Linked DNA regions of Homo sapiens: regions 1 and 2 are each linked to region 3. A link is an interaction called in ENCODE POLR2A ChIA-PET data of the cell type or tissue named here. Cell type or tissue: Panc1. All regions are shown on one strand.

Evidence for each region. Peaks named below come from ENCODE experiments on the same cell type or tissue, not always from the same donor. Only the 100,000 strongest peaks of a DNase experiment are listed, where the experiment ranks them.
Region 1: POLR2A ChIA-PET joins it to region 3 with 5 read pairs; 1 of 35 experiments calls an interaction of 5 or more read pairs at or near these places.
Region 2: POLR2A ChIA-PET joins it to region 3 with 6 read pairs; 1 of 35 experiments calls an interaction of 5 or more read pairs at or near these places.

The regions. Positions count from the first base shown.
Region 1 is chr1:8,683,473-8,691,472 of GRCh38, forward strand. All of the region lies in intron 1 of RERE (arginine-glutamic acid dipeptide repeats), which reads right to left. Among named protein-coding and RNA genes, the nearest start is that of RERE, 130 kb to the right of the region's middle. RefSeq lists a silencer at 3,784-3,833 and an enhancer at 7,207-7,707. In Panc1, no CTCF peak of the experiment used is centred here; no DNase peak of the experiment used is centred here; H3K27ac peaks cover 536 bases.
Region 2 is chr1:10,719,953-10,727,952 of GRCh38, forward strand. All of the region lies in intron 2 of CASZ1 (castor zinc finger 1), which reads right to left. Among named protein-coding and RNA genes, the nearest start is that of CASZ1, 73 kb to the right of the region's middle. RefSeq lists enhancers at 1,230-1,735, 7,632-8,000. In Panc1, no CTCF peak of the experiment used is centred here; a DNase peak (open chromatin) is centred at 4,389; H3K27ac peaks cover 3,700 bases.
Region 3 is chr1:9,138,384-9,146,383 of GRCh38, forward strand. No RefSeq gene overlaps it. Among named protein-coding and RNA genes, the nearest start is that of MIR34A, 9.4 kb to the right of the region's middle. RefSeq lists enhancers at 3,847-4,141, 6,959-7,008, 7,099-7,198. In Panc1, a CTCF peak has its summit at 4,053 (motif pointing right); DNase peaks (open chromatin) are centred at 4,068 and 7,051.

The DNA of each region.
Region 1 (8,000 bases), 450 kb before region 3:
AGAGACACACAGAAATTCTACAACCCATCCACTGTAGACTGTCTAAGGGAAAACTGTTCCCCACAGTTACTGGTGCTGCTTTTAACAGAATACCAATAAAGGTATAAAACACAGAAAATATTCATTTATGGCAGAGATTAAAAACAAAATATATGCATTTATATGACTTTATTTTTAAAAAATAAATTGACCAGGCGCAGTGGCTCAGGTCTGTAAACCCAGCACTTTGGGAGGCCAAGGCGGGCGGATCACCTGAGGTCAGGAGTTTGAAACCAATCTCACCAACATGGCAAAACCCCATCTCTACTAAAAATACAAAATAAGCCGGGCAGGGTGGGGCATGCCTGTAATCTCAGCTACTCAGGAGACTGAGGCAGGAGAATTGCTTGAACCTGGGAGGTGGAGGTTGCACTGAGCCAAAATGGCACCACTGCACTCCAGCCCAGGCAACAAGGGAGAAACTCCATCTCAAATCAATCAATCAATCAATCAAGCACAGCTACCAACTCCTTGGGGATATTACAACCTAATCTTAATTAAAAAATAAATTCACATCACAGGTTTTCCTTCAAAGCCAGGTTAACAATACTACTTCACAGGTTAAATGCCAGTTTTTTTGGTTTTTACCACTGGCCTTAAATGATTGCATTAAAACACACCAAAAGGATCTTAGTAATTAAAGATAGATACTAAACAAAATTTCCACTTAAAGTCATGCTAAAGCAGGACAAATTTTTCATGGTTCAAGGTGTGCAAAAAGCCTTCATTTTAAAGAATGCTTCAATGACCAAATACATTTTCAATGAATCAATGTACCAAATAATAATTAGGTATATTAAAATATCCACTTTAATTACAGGAAATTTTGTTAGAAAAGCTAGTATCATGAAGCCACTGTCATAAAAGAAGAAATAATTTATCATTAAAAAAAATCCTGGGCATAAACAAAAAACCCCGCCCTCCTCTCATATGATGGAATCAATGCTGAAACACGGAAGCTTATAAAATCATTTTACCAACTGTTACAGAAGCACTAAGTATCAGACACAGGAAAAGGGGGCTTAAAACCAACATATTTCAACTAGAGATTTAAAAACAAACAAGAATGATTAATTAAGCAATAATCAAGTTCAAAAGTATTTGGTGAAATAGTAAGTATAGCTCCTACAAAGGATAATCAAACCCAAGCACAATCTGATGCCTGTTAATCCACCTCTCCCTATGAGCTGTTAACCCACCTCTCCCTATGAGAAGCCTTCCTGTCACCACCATCTTTGCCTCCTGCAATTGCAATAAACAGGAAACACTAATTGGTCACCTCCAGAAGCTAAATACCAGCAATGGGTGGGAAATCCCTTTACTCATTCATCCATTCATTCATTCATTCATTCATTCCATTCATTTGAGACAGGATCTCACTCTGTGATCCAGGCTGGAGTGCAGTGCACGATCATGGCTCACTACAGCCTCAACCTCCTGGGCTCAAGCAATCCTCCTGCTTCAGTCTTCCAAGTAACTGGGACCACAGACACGTGCCACCACAGCCAGCTAATTTTTCAATTTTTTGTAGAGACAAGGTCTCACTATGTTACTCAGGGTGGTCTCAAACTCCTGGGCTCAAGCAATCCTCTCTTCTAGGCTGCCCAAAGCACTGGGATTATAGGAGTGACATACCACACCCAGCCCAAATTTGGATTTTAAAGAACTAATTTGATGCTTCCATAGAGAGGAACTTTTAAACTACACATTTCCTGATTCAACAGTTTACCTACTACACACAGAAAGGCTTTCCAGGAAGCATTTTATATTTGCTAAATAACGGTAAGTAAAATATTTTAAAGTCATCCAAGTTTCAATAACAATTATCATTACTTCCTTACTTTGAAAGCTACAACCATATTTCCAAGTATTAAAACAACAAAATACAAATAATCCTAAGAAATCCACAATAAAGATTTATCTATTAAGGCCGGGCGCGGTGGCTCACGCCTGTAATCCCAGCACTTTAGGAGGCCGAGGTGGGTGGATCGCGAGGTCAGGAGATCTAGACCATCCTGGCTAACACGGTGAAACCCTGTCTCTACTAAAAACACACACACAAAAAAACAAAAAAAATCAGCCGGGTGTGGTGGCACGCCCCTGTAGTCCCAGCTACTCTACTGTTTAGAATCGTTTTCAATGTCCAAAAATGTGACTGCTTTAGAGATGCCAAATAAGACTAATTTAAATAACCTAAGATTGCTCCAATTACCGCTGGTTTTTCAGGTGGTACAATGTATAAACCAAAGAAAAGAAGCTGGTGCATAAAACTCAGCTGGCTGAAGAAGTTAAAAATAAAACTCCACAATGATATGTGGTTTGGGGAAAAACATCAGAGTTCCATTTAGACATGTTAAGTGTTAGGTGCTTACTGGACATGTGAGTGGAGCTATATCTTCTGAGTGGAGATACAAGGAAGGCAGCTAAGTAGGTCTGGACTAAAGATAACATTTTAAACTCTTTAGGTAATTTTTTTTTTTTTTTTTGGAAACAAGGTCTCACATCCATCACCCAGGCTGGAGAGCAGTAGCACGATCTCAGCTCACTGCAGCCTCGACTTCCCAAGCTCAGGCAATCCTCCCACCTCAGACTCCCAAGTAGCTGGGACTACAGATGCACATCACCATGCCTGGCTAATTTATTGTATTTTTAGTAGAGACGGGGTTTTGCCATGTTGCCCAGGATGGTCTTGAACTCCTGGGATCAAGCAATCCGCTCGTCTTGGCCTCTCACGGTGCTAGGATTACAGGTGTAAGCCACTGTGTCTAGCCTGCATTTAGGTAATTTTTAAAGCCATGCATCCTAGGGAATTACGTAGAAATTCAACAAATATTTATCAGACACCTATTATGTGCTGGAGATAGAGCAGTAAACCAAAGAGTCAAAATTCTCTGTCATTCAGGACTTTACATTCTGGTGGAAGAAACAAGACAATAAGCAATAAAAATAAAGATGTAGCCGGGCACGGTGGCTCATGCCTGTAATCCCAGCACTTTGGGAGGCCAAGGCGGGTGGATCACCTGAGGTCAGGAGTTCAAGACCAGCCTGGCCAACATGGTGAAACCCCATCTCCACTAAAAATACAAAAATTAGCTGGGTGTGGTGGTGGGTGCCTGTAATCTCAGCTACTTGGGAGGCTGAGGCAGCAGGATCACTTGAACCCGGGAGGTGGCGGTTGCAGTAAACTGAGATTACGCCATTGTACTGCAGCCTAGGCGACAAGAGCGAAACTCAGTCTCAAAAAAAAAATAAAGGTGTAGTTTGTGATGAAGACAAGTACTCTAGGGGAAAACAGAGCAGAGTAAGGACAAAGTAGAGCCGAGACTGAGGGTCAAGGTAGGCCTCTCACTGAGACTCGAAAGCGGGACGGTGAGCTACAGATATTTGGAGAAACATATCCCAGGCAGAAGGAACAGTCAGTGCAGAGGCCTTAGTGATCATCACAAGGGCAGTTTCCCTGGAGCAACAACGGATGGATTTAAGAGGAAAGGAGAACTGGAGATCTGGGTACAGAAAACTCTTGTTGAGAAGTTTTTCTGCAAAGGAAGCAGAGAAATCAGCAATAGCTGGCAGAGTAAGTGGGATCCAAATACGGGAGTTTGTATCTGTTTTAAGATTGGAGAAAAGCGGCATGTTTGTATGCTGCTGGGAAAGATCCAGCAGAGAATGAAACATCAACATTATGAGAGACAGGAAATTACTATGTGAGAGGGCACGGGTGGCGCCTCAGAGAGTTCCCTGAACAGCTGGTCTATACACAAGCAGTGGGGAAAGCACAGGATGCCCTGGAAGGTGGCAAGATGTGGTAGGAGTCTGCAGAAGGGCTCTTAAGACTGTTCTGATTTTCTCATGCAAGTAGGAAGCCCACCATGAGGCCAAGGAGGAAGTATAAAAGGACAATGTATGAAACAGGCATCTAAGAAACTGCATAAGTGAATGGACTTGCCCAGGAGCCTTAAAGCTCCATTTGACGTTTATTAACCAATTGGGAATTAACACTGAGAAACTCACCAAATCTGAGACATAAAGGCTGACTCTGACTTTCTACTATAAATAAAAAATTCTCTAACAAACTGCTGAAAATGGTCAGTGTCTAACATATTTGAATATACAATACTTGGGGAGAGTCGTAATTTCTCCAAATAATGTGTTGAAAGAGATTACATCCCATTTTCACACCATATTCATAATTGCTTCGTCATACATAACTTGAAGGGAGTCATCAGTCATTGAAGGATTTAATAACCTTAAGCTGAAGTTAACTCCCTTATGTCAGACCACAGTAAACAAAAGCAGGGTTTTAATGCCTTAAGCCAATTATATATTGCAAAGTAAAACATCTTATATTCTTATTCACAGAAGTACAAATTTAGTTTTAGTTTAGTTATATTCTTATTCACAGAAGTACAAATTTACACAAAAAGATTATCTAACAGCATTCAATTAATCACCAAGAACTGCCATATAAAAATCTATTTCTAATAATATGGTCCTGGTTGCACAACTCTATGAACACAGATGGTCCCCAACTTAAGAGGGTCTAACATACGATTTTTTCAAATTAACAACAGTCCAAAAGTGATACGCATTCAGTGGAAAACATACTCTAGGTAACCACACAACTATTCCATTTTTCACTTTCAGTTCAGGGCACAGCGACTAACGCCTATAATCTCAACACTTTGGAAGGCCAAGTCAGGAGGATCGCTTGAACCAACGAGTTTGAGAGGAGCCTGGAGAACATGAGACCCCTATCTCTACAAAAAATTTAAGGCCAGGCATGGTGGCTCATGCCTGTAATCCCAACACTTTGGGAGGCAAAGGCGGATGACCTGAACTCAGGAGTCGAAGACCAGCCTGGGTAACATGGTGAAACCCCGTCTCTACTAAAAATACAAAAATCAGCTGGGCGCAGCACCTGCTATTGTAATCCTAGCTACTTGGGAGGCTGAGGCAGAAGAATCCCTTGAACCCAGGAGGTGGAGGTTGCAGTGAGCCAAAATTGTACCACTGCACTCCAGCCTGGGCAAAAGAGTAAGACTCCATCTCAAAAAAAAAAAAATTAAAATTAAAATTAAAAAATTAGCCAGGCATAGTGGCACACACCTGTAGCCTCCCAGCTACTCCAGAAGCTAAGGTGGGAGGATAACTTGAGCATGGGAGCTATGATCGTGCCACTGGGCAAAACATCTATCTGTCTGTCCATTTGTCCATCCATTCATCCACTCATACATATATACCATGAGATATCCAACACTTTCTTATATAATAGGATTTATGTTAGATGATTTTGCCCAACTGTAGGCTAATGCAAGTGTTCTGAGCATGTGTAACATCGGCTAAGCTAAGCTATGGATTTTGGTAGATTAGGTGAATTAAATTCATTTTCGACATGTATTTTCAACTTAGGATGGGTTTCCTGGGACACAACTCCATCTTAAGTCAAGGAACAGCTATATACTGGAAACCATTGATTTGTATACTTTTTAAATGAGTGAGCTATCTCGTATAGGAATTTTCTCTCAATAAAGCTTTTTTAAAAATCTATTCCAAGCTTTTAATCTAAAGAAATAGTTTTATCAAGTAAAAATTTGATTTTTTTTTTAGTTTCTTTGTTGAAATTTCAATGGAAAATGGAGCAAATTAAGTATGTTCTGACAGCTTATGAATATAAACTTTGTAGAGACTCAGAATTCTTTCAGAATGAAGGGCAGAATTAAGGATGGAGTTTTTGGCCTTTGGTTTGGTTGTTTTTCTTCTTTAGTTGACTAAAGTTTATAGTTTCTGGCATTCCTGCTTTATCCCTTTGATGAAGACATACTCAAATCACTTTGACTAAAATAAACAGCAATTTTCTGGTTGTAGATAGCCACAAATAACTCCTCTATCCTATTACAGACATTCATCAGCAAGACTGAGTAACAAACCAATACCTGTATAAAAATGAAAGGATACAATATCACAAGTACTAATTCAGGTAATATCACATTTCTTAGAGTTATGACACTTCAAAGAAATTTTATACTTCAAATCTAAACAGCAGGCCAAGGAATTCATATTTTTTCCCTGAGACAGGAAAGATAATTCAATAATTTCCCCACTGAAGTTTCAGTTCCCATGCCAGAATGTGAGAAGTGAGAGAGTTCTTCACCTTGAAAATCAAATCACCACAGGGACTAAAAATAAAGGTTATATTCTTCTAAGCAAAGCGATTATAAGACTGACAAATTAAGGTGCCCATCGAAGGAGCAATGGATACAGGAAAAAAAAAAAAAAAACTACTAACAGGCTTAGTTAGCCACTTCCAAAATGTAAACTGTAAATGTGGGAAACTCAATGAACTGCCCTACACTTGCATCTCATTTTGTGTAACCTGAGAGGCTAACATCTGTTCTGCCTCCTTCAGAAGGCAGCTGTAAGGATGGAACTAGAGGCCAGTAAAGGCTGTTCAGTAGGTCTAAAGTCTTCTGCCAAGAGAAGTATAATCCTCATTTCGTTCTCAAAAAGCTCAGTCTCTGTAGTAACATACTGATCATCTTCTGCAGGTATAAAATTTATGCTCTGTATTAGTCCGCCATAACAGAATACCACAGACTGGGTGGCTTAAACAGCAAAAATTTATCGCTTGCAGTTTCGGAGTCTCAGAAGTCCAAGATCAAGGTGCCAGCAGATTCACTTTCTCAATGAGGGCTCTCTTCCTAGCTTGCAAATGGCCACCTTCTGGGGCTGTGTCCTTACATGTCAGAGTGAGCACTGGTCATCTCTGGTCTCTCTTCCTCTTCTTATAAGGACACTAATCACATCATGAGGAGCCCCACCCTCAGGATCTCATCTAAACCTAACTGCCTTCCAAAGGCTCCACCTCCAAATACTATAGCACTTGGGGAACGGAAAGCTAAGGCTTGAACATAGGAATTTTGAGGCAATACAATTCAGTCCACGGCACTCGCCTACACAATTTCTTTACTGATTGTCTCTAGGCAGAAATTAAATCTTTGTATCGAGAGAGAAAGATAGTTTGAAAGGATGGCTTTAAAGGGGGCTGAAGGTAGCTTACTGAGATTTAGACAATGTAAAATAAAATTTAAGAACAGATGAGGGTATTTGGTGGAGAATAATAGCTAAGAAGTATTAAGTATTTACCTTTGTGGATAGTTTCCTTAGGTCACACACCTAGTTTCACGGGTCACACAGGCTACAAAGCCTTTACTTTTAATTATACAATATTTGCTTCTCTTTTCCTTGGAACAAAGGAAAAAATAGAAGAGGAGGAGAATCTAAAAGATGAAACCATGAATGAGCTGCTACATAAAAGTATGTATTCATGTTCATTTTGTACCTTTTGTTAGATGTGGCCAAAATTTTAGTTTATTTTTTATTTTTATTTATTTATTTATTTATTTTTGAGACGGTGTCTCGCTCTGTCACCAGGCTGGAATGCAGTGGTGCAATCTCGGCTTATTGCAACCTCTGCCTCCCAGGTTCAAGCAGTTCTCCTGCCTCAGCCTCCTGAGTAGCTGGGACTATAGGCGCGCACCACCACGCCCAGCTAATCTTTGTATTTTTAGTACAGACGGGGTTTTACCATGTTGGCCAGGATGGTCTCGATCTCTTGACCTTGTGATCTGCCCGCCTCCACCTCCCAAAGTGCTGGGATTACAGGCATGAGCCACCGTGCCCGGCCGGCCAAAATTTTACAAGCAAATGGCTCAAAGGAAACTTGATGAGTTACAGGATTCTAAATCTGTAAGTTAGAAAACAAACCACATGCTCAGAAGGTCTGGTTTTTTTTGGTACTAAGAGCTAAGAAAAGTTTATCTCTATGTCCTCATAAAGAAAGCAGTTTAATACGGTCAACAGCAGCCTTGGGAACCCCTTTATAAACCATTCAGTACACACAAACACTGTTCCACAAGTGTTCGCACAAGTCAATGGCCTCAAATCAATATAAGTAAAGCAAA
Region 2 (8,000 bases), 1.6 Mb after region 3:
TCCTCCGACAGCACCAGGGTGCGGTGTGTTTGCGCACAAAAAGAATAGTCAGCTGGGATCAAACCAGGAGCCAGGCGGCTGCCGGTCCCCACTGCTCTGCCCAGAGGCCCTGTGGCCTGGCCACAGAGAGCTTGGATCCGGCTGCAAGTTCTGAAGTCTGGTAGGTACCGATGGGCATGTGATCTGGCCTCTCCGAGGTTCAATTTCCTTGTCTATAAAATGCACGCGATGATCGTGCCTGTCGCAGGGGGCTGTGGTGAGGGTTTGGGGAAGCGATGAGGGTAAAGCTCTTAGCAAAGTGTCTACACATTTCTATGTGGAAAATGTGGTGCCAGTCATCATTGTGATCATTGTCATCATCATCGCCATCGCTAAACACTTCTCTAACCAGGATATGGTAACTAGGAATCGTGCCTTTGGGGCTGGTGATGGCAGAGAGACTGGCAGCACTGACCAGCCCTCCCACTGTGCTCCCCAAAGAGCCTGGGGAAGCTCAGAAATGTCTAGAGGAGGCCACCCCTACTGCCTGCCCTGAAAACTGACGAAAGCAGCCACCAAGGCCCTGGACTGTAAGGCTGGAGGGGAAGGTGGGAAGACTTGGGCAGTCCCATTTGCCTATCAAAAACTGTACATTCGCTCGGCTTTCCACGGGACTCATGTCCTAATATGGGCCCAGCAGCTTTCTGGGTTATTTCGAGTACATGTGATAATGACTCCAGGCTTCGCTTCTGCTGCCCCCAGAAAACTTTCCATCTGGGGAGAGGGAGGACGGCTGGCAAAGAATGAGAAGGGCGTAGGGAAGCCCAAGGTCAGAGAGTGGGGAGGAAGTGGACGCCGGTGGGTGAGCTGAGGGAGGGTGAGTGGAAGCTGGAGGGTTAGGGCTGGCCAAGGGACCAAGGGGAGAGGCAGGCATGGGTGCCGCGTGGGCCCAGCCAAGGGCTCCAGGACACGAGGTGGACACCCGACCTCATGCCCTGCCTACCACCCACCGTCCCAGGGAAGTTCACCCTGCTCAGGGCCACAACCGGCTCTGGAGGGAGGGATTTAAGAGCAAAGCCACAGAGGGCCCTCATCCTGCCTCCTCGCCCGTAACTCTGGTGGGGGTCCCTTTTGTACAGGAGCCAAGCTGGGCTCCTGGGCCTCAGGCAACTGCCCGGTGCCCAGGGTCCCCTTGGCTCCTTGATTTATTTGCCTATTAATTATCTTTCTGGCCAAGCTTGGCCACCAACTCCAGACTGCACAGGGTTAACTCCAGACAGAGGGGCTGGCTGGCTTTCCTTCACTCTACCTCAATTTCTACTGCTCCTATCACCTACCTCCCCCACCCCCTGATCTTAGGGAAAAAAAAACCCATCAAAATAACTATTTTATGTCTCCAAATATGCAGATCATTTTCTTTAATGAAAGATGCTTGACGTCTCCGATCCAATTAATATGCAAATGCAGGAGAGGATTTATTTGTGACATTCTGTCTGGGTGAGAGAAAACAAAAAAGGCCTGTTAACCAAAACACTAATTGCTGTGACTGATTGTCACATATCATCATTTTCATAGGATCTCCTCCATTCCCGGCTCGCAGGGAGCTTGAAACCAGGACTGGTTCCATGCGGGCATCAAGGAGAAACAGGGCAACTGGCTACCTGCCAGCGTGGCCCCCTTGCCATCAGAGCCCACGGGGGGCTGGACGAGGGTGGAGGGTACGCCAGTGACCTCCCCTCCTAAGCTGCACCTCACCACTGACCTGCAAGTGCCGACCTGCAAACCAGGAAGTGGACGGCCCCAGCCTCTATCGGATCTGGCAGGCCTGGGGAGGCCTCAGGCAGCTTCAGCCCAGCAAGTCTCTGGGTCGTGGTGGAGGCCAACTGCCTTTTTGCTGCCTGACCTGCCTGCTAGGAAGCAGAGGCGGGCCCATGCCGAGGGGAAGAAGAGGGGCCAGGGCAGCCTCTTCGGGTCCGCCCAGCTGCCACTCCCACCTGTCTCTTCCTGTGTTTCTCCTGCTGTATCTTTTACCTTGAGCACCTGTTGACAGAGGCCACCTAGGGAAACTGAGGCACAGCAGAGCATCTGCTCGTTAAGATGACACAGGCATCTATGGAAACGTTGGAACCAGGCATCCGCTGTGTCTGGGCAGACACCTGCGTCTTGGCCCCGCCCCTTCGCAACCTGCACTGAAGTGGGCCGTCAGCTGTCACAGCCACCGTCTCCCCTGAGCGGCTCAGGAGGCCATGAGGGCTCCTCAGAGGACCATGAGGCTTCCTTTACCCCATGGCTTTAGGGAGAACAGGCAGGAGAGTGAGTGTTGACGGGCACCCCATTCTCAAACGCCAAGGGGGAACTGGAGAGGAAACAACATGTTTTGCTGAAGACACTCAGTAAAGGATGAGAAGGTTCTGGTGCCACGCAGTTCCAAACTCAAGGCCAAGGGGCAGAAAAAGATTCCCTAAAGCAGCCTTCCGTCCCACACGGGCCAGCGAACAAGGGGAGCCTACAGGGCACGGACTTAGGGACCGAGTACCTTCGAGGGCAGATCTCTTTCCATTCAAGCTCGAACATTCTGGGTGCTCGGAGAAGGCTTCTTCTATCTTCCTATCACCTTCCCAGAACTCCTCCAAGTTTCCAAGGACACTGAAAACTGGGTGCTGGGAGCCCAAGTGGGCAAGGCCCACTCACAGGGGGGCAGCTAAGAGGCAGGTATCCAGTGAGCACCAATTCGGACTGGCCCAGGGCTCCATGTCTGCCCCCAGCAGAGCCGTGGTGGTGGCTGAAGGTGGTCCCATCTCACTCGACTTCCATTTCAAACATCCCTGTCTCCTGCCCCAGCCCAGCTGCCTCCCTCTGGCATTACTGCCACAGGCCTCTAGGAAGAGCTGGCGCCAGGGCTGCATGGGGCAGACACTCTCCCCCCCAAAAAGGCCTGCCCCCGCACCCCAGAAACAGGCCCAACAGGATGCCATCCGGGGGAGCTTGGAAGCCTTCCGGGAAGAGCACTGCCCTGGCACCAGTCCTGCGGGAAGGAGGTGAGCCGGGTCTGCCACTGTCTGCGCTCACCTGATGTGCGCCCACGGCAGCTGAGCACCAATGGGGTGTGCGTGGGTGCAGACGGGAGGTGCGCATCATGGCGCCAGGAGCCAGAGGAGGAAGGGCAAGTGGCTGGGAGTGGCAGCAGGCTGGCTGGTCACTGAACAGTGCCCTGGCTGTAAACCGGACGTGGGAAGGCCCCGCCTGCCAGTGTGGATGGTGGGTGGGTAGGGGGACAAGAGGAAGGGTTTCATCTGAACACCCAGCCAGAGGGGCCCACCTCCCCCTGGCCTGTCCATCACCACTGCACAGTGAGTGGGGGCAGGCCTTGCTTCTACTTCACTTGTGCCCATACCACAGTCACTCACAGATACAGCCTCCTAGGGGGCTCTGGGGTGTGGGGGCTCTCACTGTGCCATGATTTAGAGCCCCTTTAAAACCAACCCATCTGTGCATTAAAACCACCCATAAAACAGAGGAGCCACTGGCTGTGGCTCTGAGCAGTCTATTCAAGCCAGGCGCCAGCCTCTCACCTGCTGCCTCACCCCTGCCCCGGTGCCCAGCCTGGGGGCAGCACATGCCCTGTTGGACACGGCAAATTTGGGTGGGGTTAGGCCAGCTTCCTGGCACTGGGCAATGGGGTCCTGCGCTTTGCAGGTGCCTTTCTCATGGCTTAGAGGAAAGGACCCTCCAGGGCATCAAATCAGCAGCCCTGGCTGGAAGCTGCCCCCATCTCTGAATCTTCCTTGGCCCTGTCTCCCACTCTCTTTTCTCCATGGCCTGGGTCCTTCAGGACTAGATGCCCAGGAAGCTCATCCAGCGGTCACATTTCCCTCTAACTCCCCCTGCAACCTGGCTGCTCTCACGGTCAGCTTCAGTCCACCCGTCTCAGGTGGCCTCCCCAGTTCAGCACTGCCTGGGTCATGTGCCCCAGCCCCAGAGCCCACCTTCTCCTCTTCTTTGGGGGTTCTTCCCGAGTCCAAACCATGCCAGCAGGGGTTCAACCCTAAACTCACACCCAACCGCTAGCACCTGCCCCAGCCTCCCATATCACTTTGGATTCCTGGTGAGGACAAGTCCAGTTTTCCAAACCGACCTTGGAGCTCTTTGACCACAGCACACTTTGGGAGAAGGTGGAAGAGTCCTCCCCATCTTTGCCAAAAGAGGTGTCAGGCTAACGTTACACCAGCTTTAAAAATACCCCAGCACACGATCCACAGGGTGAGAGCAAAGGCCACGTGGTCAGAGCCGGGCTATAAATAGCCAGCAAATCATTTCCCAGAGCCACGGCCCCCTCCCCAGCACCAAGAACCTTTCTGAGGAAATCAAAGTGAACGCAACTGTTACCAAGTCACTACTAAAATATTTACCAGCCTGGCGAAGTGCCGAAGGTGCTTGGCACCGAGTGTTTGCTTATTTACAAGGCTGTTTTAAAGGGTAGAAAGCAAAATAAGGTAACCTGAGCTATTAAACCCGGGGGCCAGGTGGTACCTACCAGCTGTCAGCCACCCCAGGCATGTCGGGAGCTAGAACAGTCCTGGTGGAGATTCCCTTGAAATGGGTCAGGAAAGCAGAGAGAGGCTTTGGAGCCCAGGAATCACCTAGCCCTCAGGGGTAGGGGCTCAGGGAGTGGGAGCAGAGAGTGTTAGAGGTTAGAGAAGCACTTCTCCCCCAGCCAAAGCAAGCAGGGCCTAGCACGAGCTCCAAGGTTGCCCCTGGTCTTCGCTCAGAGGGGCACCCCAAGGGCACTGCCCAGCCAGAGGCAGGGGCAAGGGCCCTGGGAGGGAGAGGCAAGGCGGGGAAGAGGAGGCAGAGGAAGGCAGGTGGGGGGCTGGCTGGGAGCCTCGGAGGATGACATAAGGGGGACACAGCCAACCTGGGGAAGAGAAGGTGCTCAACTTCTCTCTTTCTCCTCTTTCTCTGAAGTTTCCTTGTGGTTTGAATTTAATTTTGATTTTCTCAACTTCAGCAGATTGAAGTTGAAATAACCTACAAATTACTTAATGTGTTGTAAATCTGGGGGAATTCAGGAGTAATTGGGACCACATGTTGGCCGGGAGGGAGCCCACAGAGGACGGAGGGAAGCAGCCCTCGCAGACGTGCAGGTGGCTGTTCTTCCCTGGAGGGAGGGGGCTTGGGCTCCCCTCGGTGGGGGTAGGATTCCCTAGTTGGCCAGGGAGCCCTGGATGGATACGGCGAGAACGTGTTAAGACCAAGGAGTGACCATGTCACTGCCCAGGGCAGCCCGGTGACCGTGGACACAGGGCGGCCAAGTAGGCTGGGTGCCAGGCGTCTGCCAGGCCCCTCCACCGTGCCAATGCCAACACCGTGGCCGCCTCCCGCTGCATGCGTGTGGCTGTCAGCTGAGCTCCCCTCCCGCCCTCCCTCTCCGGCAGGCTCCTCTCAAGTACTGAGCCATATGGTTCCAGTTAAGCTCCATATTTTTCCTTGTCGATTGAAGAGACACACTTTCCTCTTTGCCAGACAGTTTGCAGATTGCTCTGTTGGCTCAATTTCTTATTGGATTTCTCAAAAAACCTGACATTTTAAATTAATTTACAGCCACAACAAAAAGAGTTCAGAATTTTAATGGTGTTGTAAGTAATTTTTAGGTAATCCACTCCAGATTTTGATATTAACCTTTGAAACTGGAGTTCATTCAGCTACCATGTTACAATCCAGTCACACTCCAGGCCTGGGGGAGGCCAGGCTTGGGGAGGAGGTGGAAGCCAGGTTCTGGAAAGCCCTTTTTTTTTTTTTACTAGGAGACCCCAGAGAGGATGATCCTGGGGAACCCTGGACAGGTGAGTGACAAGACAGCGGCAGTGGGGTGGGGAGGGAATGGCAAGGGGGGCCTGAAGACAGCAGGGCAGGTGTAAGAGAGTCATTGAGGGGGCCAGAGGGCCTGCCGAATGTTCTAGAAGGATGGGCCGGACTTAGGAGGGGGCAGCATCCTCAGGATCCCTTAGTAGCAAGAGCAGGGTGAGGCTCCACCTCAGTGCACTAGGAAATAATGGTAATAGCAATAATAATGACAGCTAGCATTTGCTGAGCAGTCACTATCTGTCAGGGGCTGTACCATCTCATTGATGCCTCCAACCACCTATGGGGCAGGGCCTATACTATCACCACCACCACTACTACCAGTACTACTACTACTGCTGCTACTACCACCAGCATGACCATTAATTGTTAGTGTTTATGGAGGGCTGACCGCGTCCCAGGCAGAGTGAAGTCGGTTTTATAAACCACCTCATTAAACAGCAACAGAAACCCTGTAGGAGACACCACTGTTCATGCCCTCATTTACGGAGGAGGAAATGAGGCTTGGGGAGGTGAAACCGGGTCTCCCCAGCTTGGGGCTACTGACCAACAGCCACGCTCTGGGATGCCGCCATCCTCAGCCTACTCCGTATCTCCTTTCAGAAGATGCTATGAAATACTCATGGCCATCACAGTCCTCCTGGCTGGAGCCGGAGGGAGGAGGAGGGCGGTGTAGTCCTCCAGGCTGGCCAGGCTGGGGCCGGTGGAGGATGCCACCTTTTCCTCGTGCCGCCTCAGGCCAAGCTGAAGGCTGCATGCCAATCCGGCCAGAGGAAACACCGGGCACGGGGAATGGAGCCCTCGCCAGCGTCTTTACTAGGCCCTGGCGCTGTGCGGCCCCTGCCTGGGTGCGGTGCCAGCTCACTACACCAGCAGATCGTTAGCATTCCTTTCCTGCAGGAGCTGCCCAGGGCACCCAGGAAAGGAGACATGAAGATGAGGCCCAGCCAAGGCCGCTCTGGTCCCTGGGGGGTCCTTGCTGCAGCAATCACCCAGGCCCTGAAGAGAGGCCAGGGAGAGGCTAGCATGGGGGTGTTCAGAGGCCCAGGGGGTCTTCCCTGGCCTGCTCCGTGTCCTGGGGGAAATGGTTCAGGGAATGAATCAGCACCTGCCAAACCCACTGAGGTGTCAGGTAAATAGCACCATGTGGGGCTTCCTGGCCAGTTTCTCTATCACGAAAGCCAGGACGGAGGGGAGGGAGACCGGGAGAGGTGACTGGCAAGGTTTTCACTTTACCCACTCTGGAAGAGAACACAGCCTGTGAGTGAGGAGGACTGAAACGAAGGCAGAGGGGGAGCCATGGGCGCCAATGTCAAGCCCAGCCCACCAGGGAGGGTGGCATGGAAACAGCCTGGAGAAGGAAGAGGGAAAAGGGAGAGGTGGCCAGGGGTAGGGAGAGGCCCGCGACCGTCCCAGGCCTGTGGGAAGCTGGGAGACCAGGGCGTCTTGCAGGCAGGGGCTGCAGAGCCATAAGGCACCTGCTGTTTGAGCCCAGCCCCAGCCCCCACTCCAGGTCATCGGCCATCCAGCTCTTCATTCACAACTCTCCATGTGTGCTATTCTGGGTACCAGGTTTGCACAAGGCCTTTTAAGTCCAGAAAAGAAAAAAAAAAACAACCCAGCCTCCCAGAAGCTCACAAACACCCCAGCTCCTTGAACCCCCGGGCCCAGGGGATTCAGCACAGCCCAACAGTGCCCCAGTGCCCACCCTCTGAAAGTTGGGAAGCTTTTACGGTTCTGTCCTGAAGGACTCTCTTCCTTGGTCCCCATAGCCCCCAAGCCAGGTTCCTAGACTCCAAGAATGAGAAAACCCCTTTCCCAAGGTGCCAGGAGTTACAATAGGAACTTCTGCCTTCCCACCATGTCCAGGAAGAAAAAGTGTCTGCACCCTAGGGTTCAGGGTGCTAGGAAGCAAAAGTGGAGCTGAGAAGCTGGCCTTCACCTCGTTCCTGATCAGAGGCTGAGGAAGGCCAGGCAGCAGCTGCCAGGGCTGCCCTCAGCCCTTGCCCAGACTGTGCCGACCTGGGAACCTGTGGAGCCCCTGGCTAGTGGCCAGACAGCATGTATGAGTGTTGGGGGTGAGCTGGGGGGAGAACTCAGGCTTGCCATGCCCCGGCACCATGCCAACACGTGGAAGGTTGAACTAACCCCGGGCGCGA
Region 3 (8,000 bases):
CCCAGCTAATTTTTGCATTTTTAGTAGAGGGGGAGTTTCACCATGTTGGCCAGGCTGGTCTTGAATTCCTGACTTCCAGTGATCCGCTCACCTTGGCCTCCCAAAGTGCTGGGATTACAAGCATGAGCCTCTGCACCTGGCTAGCATTTTGAAGATGTAATTAAAGTCCCATGGCTGGGCGGGCGGATCACTTGAGGATCCTTGAGGTCAGGAGTTTGAGACCAGCCTGGCCAACATGGTGAAACCCAGTCTCTACCAAAAATACAAAAAATTAGCCGAGCATGGTGGCGCATGCCTATAGTTCCAGCTACTCTGGAGGCTGAGGTGGGCAAATCGCTTTAACCCAGGAGGTGGAAGTTGCAGTGAGCGGAGATCATGCCATTGCACTCTAGCCTGGGCAACAAGAGTGAGACTTCGCCTCAAAAAAAAAAAAAAAAAGTCTTGTTTCAGTGGATCTTAAGATATAAAGAGATATAAAGATTAACAGAATGTGTGGTGGCTCATGCCTGTAATCCCAACACTTTGTGAGGCTGAGGTAGGAGGATCGCTTGAGGCCAGGAGTTCAAGACCAGCCTGGGCAACATAGTGAGACCCCTGTCCCTACAAAAAATTTAAAATTTAGCCAGATATGATGTCACACACCTGTAGTCCCAGCTACTTGGGAGGCTGAGGCAGGAGAATCACTTGAGACCAGGAGGTAAGCCATGATCAGGCTACTGCACTTCAGCCTGGGCAACAGAGTGAGACTCTGTCTCAACAAAACACAACAAAAAAACAAAGATGACCCAGATTGGTCTGGCCCAATCAGGTGAAATCTATGAAAGCAGAGTTTGGTGCCAGGTGTGGTGCTCACATCTTCATCCCAGCAACGTGGGAGGCTGAGGAAGACGGCTTGAGGCCAGGAGTTCAAGACCAGTCTGGGCAACATAGCAAGATCCCATCCCTACAAAAATTTAAAAATTAGCCAGGCGTGGTGGTTCACACCTGCAGTCCTAGCCACTCCATCACACCTGTAGTTCTAGCCACTTAGGAGGCTGAAATGGGAGGGTTGCTTGAGCCCAGGAGTTCGAGATTACAGTGAACCATGATCACGCCATTGTACTCCAGCCTGGGCGACAGAGTGAGACCCGTCTCAAAAAAAAAAAAAAAAAAGAAAAAGAAAAGAAATTAATTAACTAATTAAAAGCAGGGTTTTATTTGGCTAGTAGCGAAAAAGGAAGTCAGGGAGATTTAGAGCATGAGGGGAATTCTGTAAGCAGAGGGGTTTGGGGCAGTGAGGAGGAGAGATCATGCAGGGCTCAAAGTCAGTGTGAGGACTTCAGCTTGGATACACCAAGGGACACGGGAGTCACTGCAGGGCTGAGCAGAGGTGTGCCGTGGGCTGCCATGATTGAACACCAGTGGGCAGGCCGAACACGGTGGCTCACAACTGTAGTCCCAGCACTTTGGGAGGGAAGGCAGGCAGATCATCTGAGGCCAGGGGTTCGAGACCAGCCTGGCCAACATGGCGAAACCCCGTCTCTACTAAAAATATGAAAAATTAGCATGGTGGTGGGTGCCTGTAATCACTGTGGGAGGTTGCAGTGAGCTGAGATCACACCATTGCACACCAGCCTGGATGACAGAGCGAGACTCCATCTAAAAAAAAAAAAAGAAAGAAAAGTGCTGGAATTATAGGCATGAGCCATTGCACCTGGCCCATTTTAACCATTTTAAAGTATACAATTCAGTGGTGTTGATGACATTTGCAATATTGTGCAACCATATTTCCAAAACATTTCCATCACCTCCAACAGAAATCCCATACCCCTTAAGCAATAACTCCCCATGGCCTTCTCCCCCCAGCCCCTGGTAACCCTGATTCTACTTTCTGTCCCCATGAATTTTCCTATTCTGGATGTTTCACGTGAGTGGAATCCTACAATGTTTGTTCTTTTTGTGTCTGGCTCTCAATATAATGTCTTTGGGGTTCGTCCATGTTATAGCATGTGTCAGAATTTCATGCCTTCTTATGGCCACAAAATATTCCATTGTGTGGATAGACCACCTTTTGTTTATTATTCGTCTGTTCCTGGACACCTGGCTGTTTCCACCTCTTGGCTATGGTGAAGAGCGCTGCTATGAATAAGCAGTGATTCTTAATACTGGTTGAGGGGGAAGATAGCAGGAACGAGTGTCTCCCCTCCCCAGAAGCCCTTCAGAATCTTCCAGAGGATATGAGATTTCTTTTGCTTTGTAAAAGCGGACTGAATGCACGTTGGCTAAACTAGGCTGAAAACTCTTGACTTTAAAGCAAATGGGATTAAAAGGAAACTTTCAATAAGTACTATATATCAGTTACGCACAAAACATTGTTACATATTACATAATGTATTCAATAGGAACGTCTTACTTAAATGTTGAGCTAGGCCAGGCACGGTGGCTCTTGCCCGCAATCTGAGTACTTTGGGAAGCCAAGGCGGGAGGATCACATGAGCCCAGGAGTTTGAGATCAGCTTGTGCAACATAGTGAGACCCCCTCTCTACAAATAATTTAAAAAATTAGCCAGGCGCGGTGGCTCACACCTGTAATCCTAGCACTTTGGGAGGCTGAGATGGGCAGATCACTTGAGGTCAGGAGTTCGAGACCAGCCTAGCCAACATGGTGAAACCCCCATCGCTACTAAAAATACAAAAATTAGCTAGGCATGGTGGTGGACGCCTGTAATCCCAGCTACTTGGGAGGCTGAGGCAGGAGAATCGCTTAAAGCCAGGAGGTGGAAGTTGCAGTGAGCCAAGATCGCGCCATTGCACTCCTGCCTGGGTGACAAGAGTGAAACTCCATCTCAAAAAAAAAAAAAAAAATTAGCCAAGTTTGGTGGCACATGCCTATAGTTCCAGCTACTCGGGAGACTGAGGTGGGAGAATTGCTTGAGCCTGGGCAGTCAAGGCTGCAGTGAGCCGTGGTTTGCCACCGCACTCCAGTCTGGGTGACAGAGTGAGAGCCTGTCTCAAAAAAAAAAAAAAAAAAAGAAAAAAAAAAAGATGAGCTGGTAGAATATGTTCTGTGTATTGTTGGCTTATCATCTGTCCCTGTAGAATGCATGCTTGCTGAGGGCAGATATCTGGTCTATATTGTGCAGTGTCTGCCACACACAGTAGGCCCTCAATCAATCTTTGTGGAACACATAGTGGGAATATGGAGCAGCCAGATGACAGGGAAGTGCAGTGGGCCTTTGGCTGCCTTTCTAAGGCAGGATCTCAGCTGGCGGTCCAGCACCTGCAGGGCGACCAGGCACTTCTTTGTTTTTACCGACTTCTCATAGCAATCGCCCATTTTCTTTATTCATGAATAAAGATGGGCAATAAGTTTCAAGAGGTTGTTTTGTTTTGTTTGCTTTGTTTTGAGACAGGGTCTTGCTCTGTTGCCCCAGCTGGAGTGCAATGGTGCGATCATAGCTCACTGCAGCCTCGAACTCCTGGGCTCAGGGGATCCTCCTGCCTCGGCCTCCCAAAGTGCTGGGACCACAGGTGTGAGCCATCATGCCTGGTCTTTGGGAGGTTTTTGTTGTTTGTTCTAGTAGTACGTATGATTCTTTTAACAATATAAATTGCAGATTTTTTATATGTTGGAGTTGTTGCAAAATATCATGAATTCTCCTCACTACTTTTTAAGTTATAGTTATTAGACCAGTTGTTATTGGATATTACTTAATGTGCTAATACTCCCATTGGCACATTACTGCTATCTACTGTGACATACTACTACTGTCATATCTACACGCTATACCAAATTTGGCTTTATCAAGTATTTCAATCATTGTATTTCACTATGATTGGTTAGCTTTGTAATCCCATGTAATTTACGCCTTTATCCTGAGACTCCAGAGAGTTCACTGGACTGACAAAGGGGTTTGTGGTATAACCAAAGTTGTGGGCCTGCTCCAAAGGCTTGCCTAGCTTCCCCCTAGTCAACCCCACGACACACATTGTCCTGGCCCCACATTCACACCCAGTCTGCACGTTACGACCAGTTTATACCAGTAGTTCTGCCTTCTCACCACCAGGAGGCACTGCTTCACCCGAGTCACAGGAAGCCCTGGGCAGGTTAGGGCTTCTCCCTCCCGCCTTCATCCTGACAGGGGCTCGCATCAGAATCCTCCCGGAGCTTTTTTTTTTCCTTACTTCCATCCCTCCTTCCTTTTTTTTTTTTTTTTTTTTTTTTGAGACAGTCTCACTCTTTCGCTCTGTCGCCCAGCCAGGCTGGGGTGCAGTGGTGCGATAGCTCACTGCAACCTCCACTTCCTGGATTCAAGCGATTCTCCTGCCTCAGCCTCCCGAGTAGCTGGGACTACAGGTGCGTGCCACACCTGCTAATTTTTGTATTTTTAGTAGAGACAGAGTTTCACCATGTTGGCCGGGCTGGTCTTGAACTTCTGACCTCCAGTGATCCTCCTACCTCGGCCTCCCACAGTGCTGAGATTATAGGCATGAGCACTGTGCTCAGCCGCTCCTTCCTTTTTTCCTTCCTTCCTTCCTCCCTCCCTTCCTCCTTTCCTTCCTTCCATCCCTCCTCCCTCCCTTCCTCCTTTCCTTCCTTCCATCCCTCCTTTCTTTTCTTCCTTCCTTCCCTCTCTCCTTCCTTCTTCCCTCCCTCCCTCCTGTCTTCCATCCTTCCTTCCCTTCTCCCTCTCCCTCCTTCCTTCCTTTTTTCCTCCCTTTTAACTTTTTGTTATGAAAAATTTCAAACATACGAAAGTATATGAACCCCCAGAGAGCCATCAGCGACTGCAGTGATCATCTCGGGACCCAAGTCATTTCTGCACCCTGTCTGGGAGCCCTCTAAAGATACAGACGCTTGCCCTGCCCTATATGGGCGCTCAGAGCCTTAAGGTTTACAGAGCTCCTGGGCTGTTTGGGAACCACTGTCACAGCGTGGCCCCTGCCTCCCAGACCCCTGGTGACCGCGCACGGGCTTCCAGCAGCCATTCCCACACACATGAGCGTCTTGCCCATGTCTGCCCCAAGCCCTGGGCTCTCACTCCTGTTCTTTTGCTCAGGCACCACAGGAATTGGGGAACAGCTGACTCCCATTCCCTGCACAGCCTCTTCCTGTGGCTCTGAAAGCCAGGGTGAAGTAACACCCATCAGCCTTGCCCTTGAGCAAGCAACCACAGCCACATTTTGCTGGCACGAGGCTCATGGTGTGGCCTCTTCCTGCGATGGAGGGGCAGGCCCTGGGTTGGCAGCATCTCTGTGTTTCAGACTGAAAGACATTGTCAAGCTATTAAAGCTTGGTTCTGAGTGTCCAGAAGGATCCCTGTTATGAGCTGAATTGTCCCCCCTCCCCATCCATATGCTTTTTAAACATTTTTTATTTTTATTTCTTTTTTTTTTTTTTTTTTTGAGACGGAGTCTCGTTTTGTCACCCAGGCTGGAGTGCAGTGGTGCAATCTTGGCTCACTGCAACCTCTGCCTCCCAGGTTCAAGCGATTCTCCTGCCTCAGCCTCCCTAGTAGCTAGGATAACAGGTGCCCATCACCACGCCCGGCTAATTTTTGTATTTTTAGTAGAGATGGGGTTTCACCATGTTGACCAGGCTGGTCTTGAACTCCTGACCTCAGGTGATCTGCCCACCTCCGCCTCCCAAAGTGCTGGGATTACAGGTGTGAGCCACCGTGCCCGGCCATACTTTTTAAAAATTTTTTGTAGAGATGGAGTCTCACTATGTTGCCCAGGCTGGTCTCAGCCACTCAAGGTGCTGGAATTACAGGTGTGAGCCACCATGCCCAGCCCCCCATTCATATTTTGAGATCTTAGCCTCCATTACCTCAGGATATGACTGTATTTGATGATAGGGTCTTTAAAAGGTAACTAAGTTAAAATGAGATCGTTAGGTTGCACCCTAAACCAATATGATTGTGTCCTTAAGAGGAAACATGGGCCCGGTGCAGTGGCTCACTCCTGTCATCCCAGCATTTTGGGAGGCCAAGGCAGGCAGATCGCTTGAGCTCAGGAGTTCAAGGCCAGCCTGGGCAACATGGTGAAACCTCATCTCTACTAAAAATACAAAAAAATTAGCCAGGCATGGTGGTGCACGCCTATAGCCCCAGATACTCAGGGTGAAGCGGGGAGTCAATTGAGGCTGGGAGGTTGAGGCTGCAGTGAGTCTAGGTCATGCCACTGCACTCCAGCCTGGGCGACAGAGTGAGACCCTGTCTCAAAAAAAAAAAAAAAAAAAAAGGAAACATGGACACAGATAAGAACCCAGGGAAGACCAGTGGAGACACAAGGAGAAGACAGCATCTCCAAGCCGAGCAGAGAGTCCTGGCGGGGCCGCGCGCGGTGGCTCATACCTGTAATCCCAGCACTTTGGGAGGCCAAGGCAGGTGGATTACTTAAGGTCAGGAGTTTGAGACCAGCCTGGCCAACATGGTGAAACCTCATCTCTACTAAAAATACAAAAATTAGCCTGGTGTGATGGGCCACACTTGTGTTCCCAGCTACTTGGGAGGCTGAGGCAGGAGAATCACTTGAACCTGGGAGGCGGAGGTTGCAAATGGATACAACTCACTAAACCAGTAAGATCCCTTCCTACATCCTGAGGAACTACCTGTAGGAGTTTCTGACGGGGACCAGAGGCAGCCTGTACAGGGGGCCTGGGGCTCTCTATGTGTGTGTGTCCCGGGGCAGCCCTGGGTTTGGTGAGAGGGAGGATTCTGATCTCACTCAGCCCTACTCACTCCGGCCCTCTTGGGAAGTGGGTACCAAGCCCTGATCCCACCCGGGCTGGTGCAGGATGGTGGCATCCCCGTGGCCTGCAGCCGAGCCCTGTGGAAGGCCGCTGGGCAGAGACAGCTCCTCCGTTCACAGGACCCTCATCCAAAAACCCTCACATATTTCAACATAGCCGCACCCCGAACGTGGACCCCTCAGGCACCGGGCCCTGTGTGGCCATCCAGGCTGCACACCCATGAAGCCAGCTCTGCTGCTGGGGGACAGCAGAGAGAGGAACAGGCAGGCCGAAAGGTGTCCAGGGCACAGTGACGTCACCAGGAGCCACTGAGTCATCAGGAGGGCCTTTCATCAGTCGGCTGCCTGGTCTGATCTGAGCGAGGTGGAAGCTTCCAAGGCCAGACACGGGGAGACTCTGTGAGGCTCCCACATTGTTGATCATTTCTTCTCATCTCTCCTCTCCTGACCAGATTGCTCTCTAACCAGATTCATTTCAGGAGTAAGTGACTGCCGGCCAAGAAAGACAACCCCCTCAAGGTTACTAATTTAAAGACAGATGGGATCAGCTGTGATTTCAGTCGCAGTTATGAAAATTAGAGCCAGGTGTGGTGGCTCATACCTGTAATCTCAGCACTTTGGGAGGCTGAGGTGGGAGAACTGCTTGAGTCGAGGAGTTAGAGACCAGCCTGGGCAACATAATGAGACCCCTTGTCTTTAGAAAAAATGTAAACATTTGCCAAGTGTGATGGCGTACACCTGTAGTCCCAGCTACTTAGGAGGCTGAGGTGGGAGGCTCGCCTGAGCCCAAGAGGTCAAGGTTGCAGTGAGCCATGATCGCACACTGCACTTCAGCCTGGGCAACAGAGCAAGACCCTGTCTCAGGAAAAAAAAAAAGGAAAAGAAAATTAGACTAAGACATGCTTTGTTTTGCAATGGTGCAGCATCAAGGGGTCCTGGCAGGGAAGAGGTGGCACCAGCCTGCACCACTGCTGCAGAAATACTCGGGAGTACACAAAGCACTTCTCGGCTGGAGTCCAGAGGCCTTCATATTTGGTAGTTTACTCTGATGTTTTCAGTTCCAACAGAGGAAGAGGAAGGGGCTGGTCCACAGTGGCCTCAGGTAATGCTCAGCCTTGGGGGATGATGAACACAATGAGGGGCACTTGGCGTGAAGAGTGAGAGTCCATTTCTCCTTCTCCTCCTCCTCCTCCTCCTCCTCGTCCTCCTCCTCCCCCCGCCCCCTTCCTCCTCCTCCTCTTCCTGCTCCTTCCCCCTACCCTCCCCAC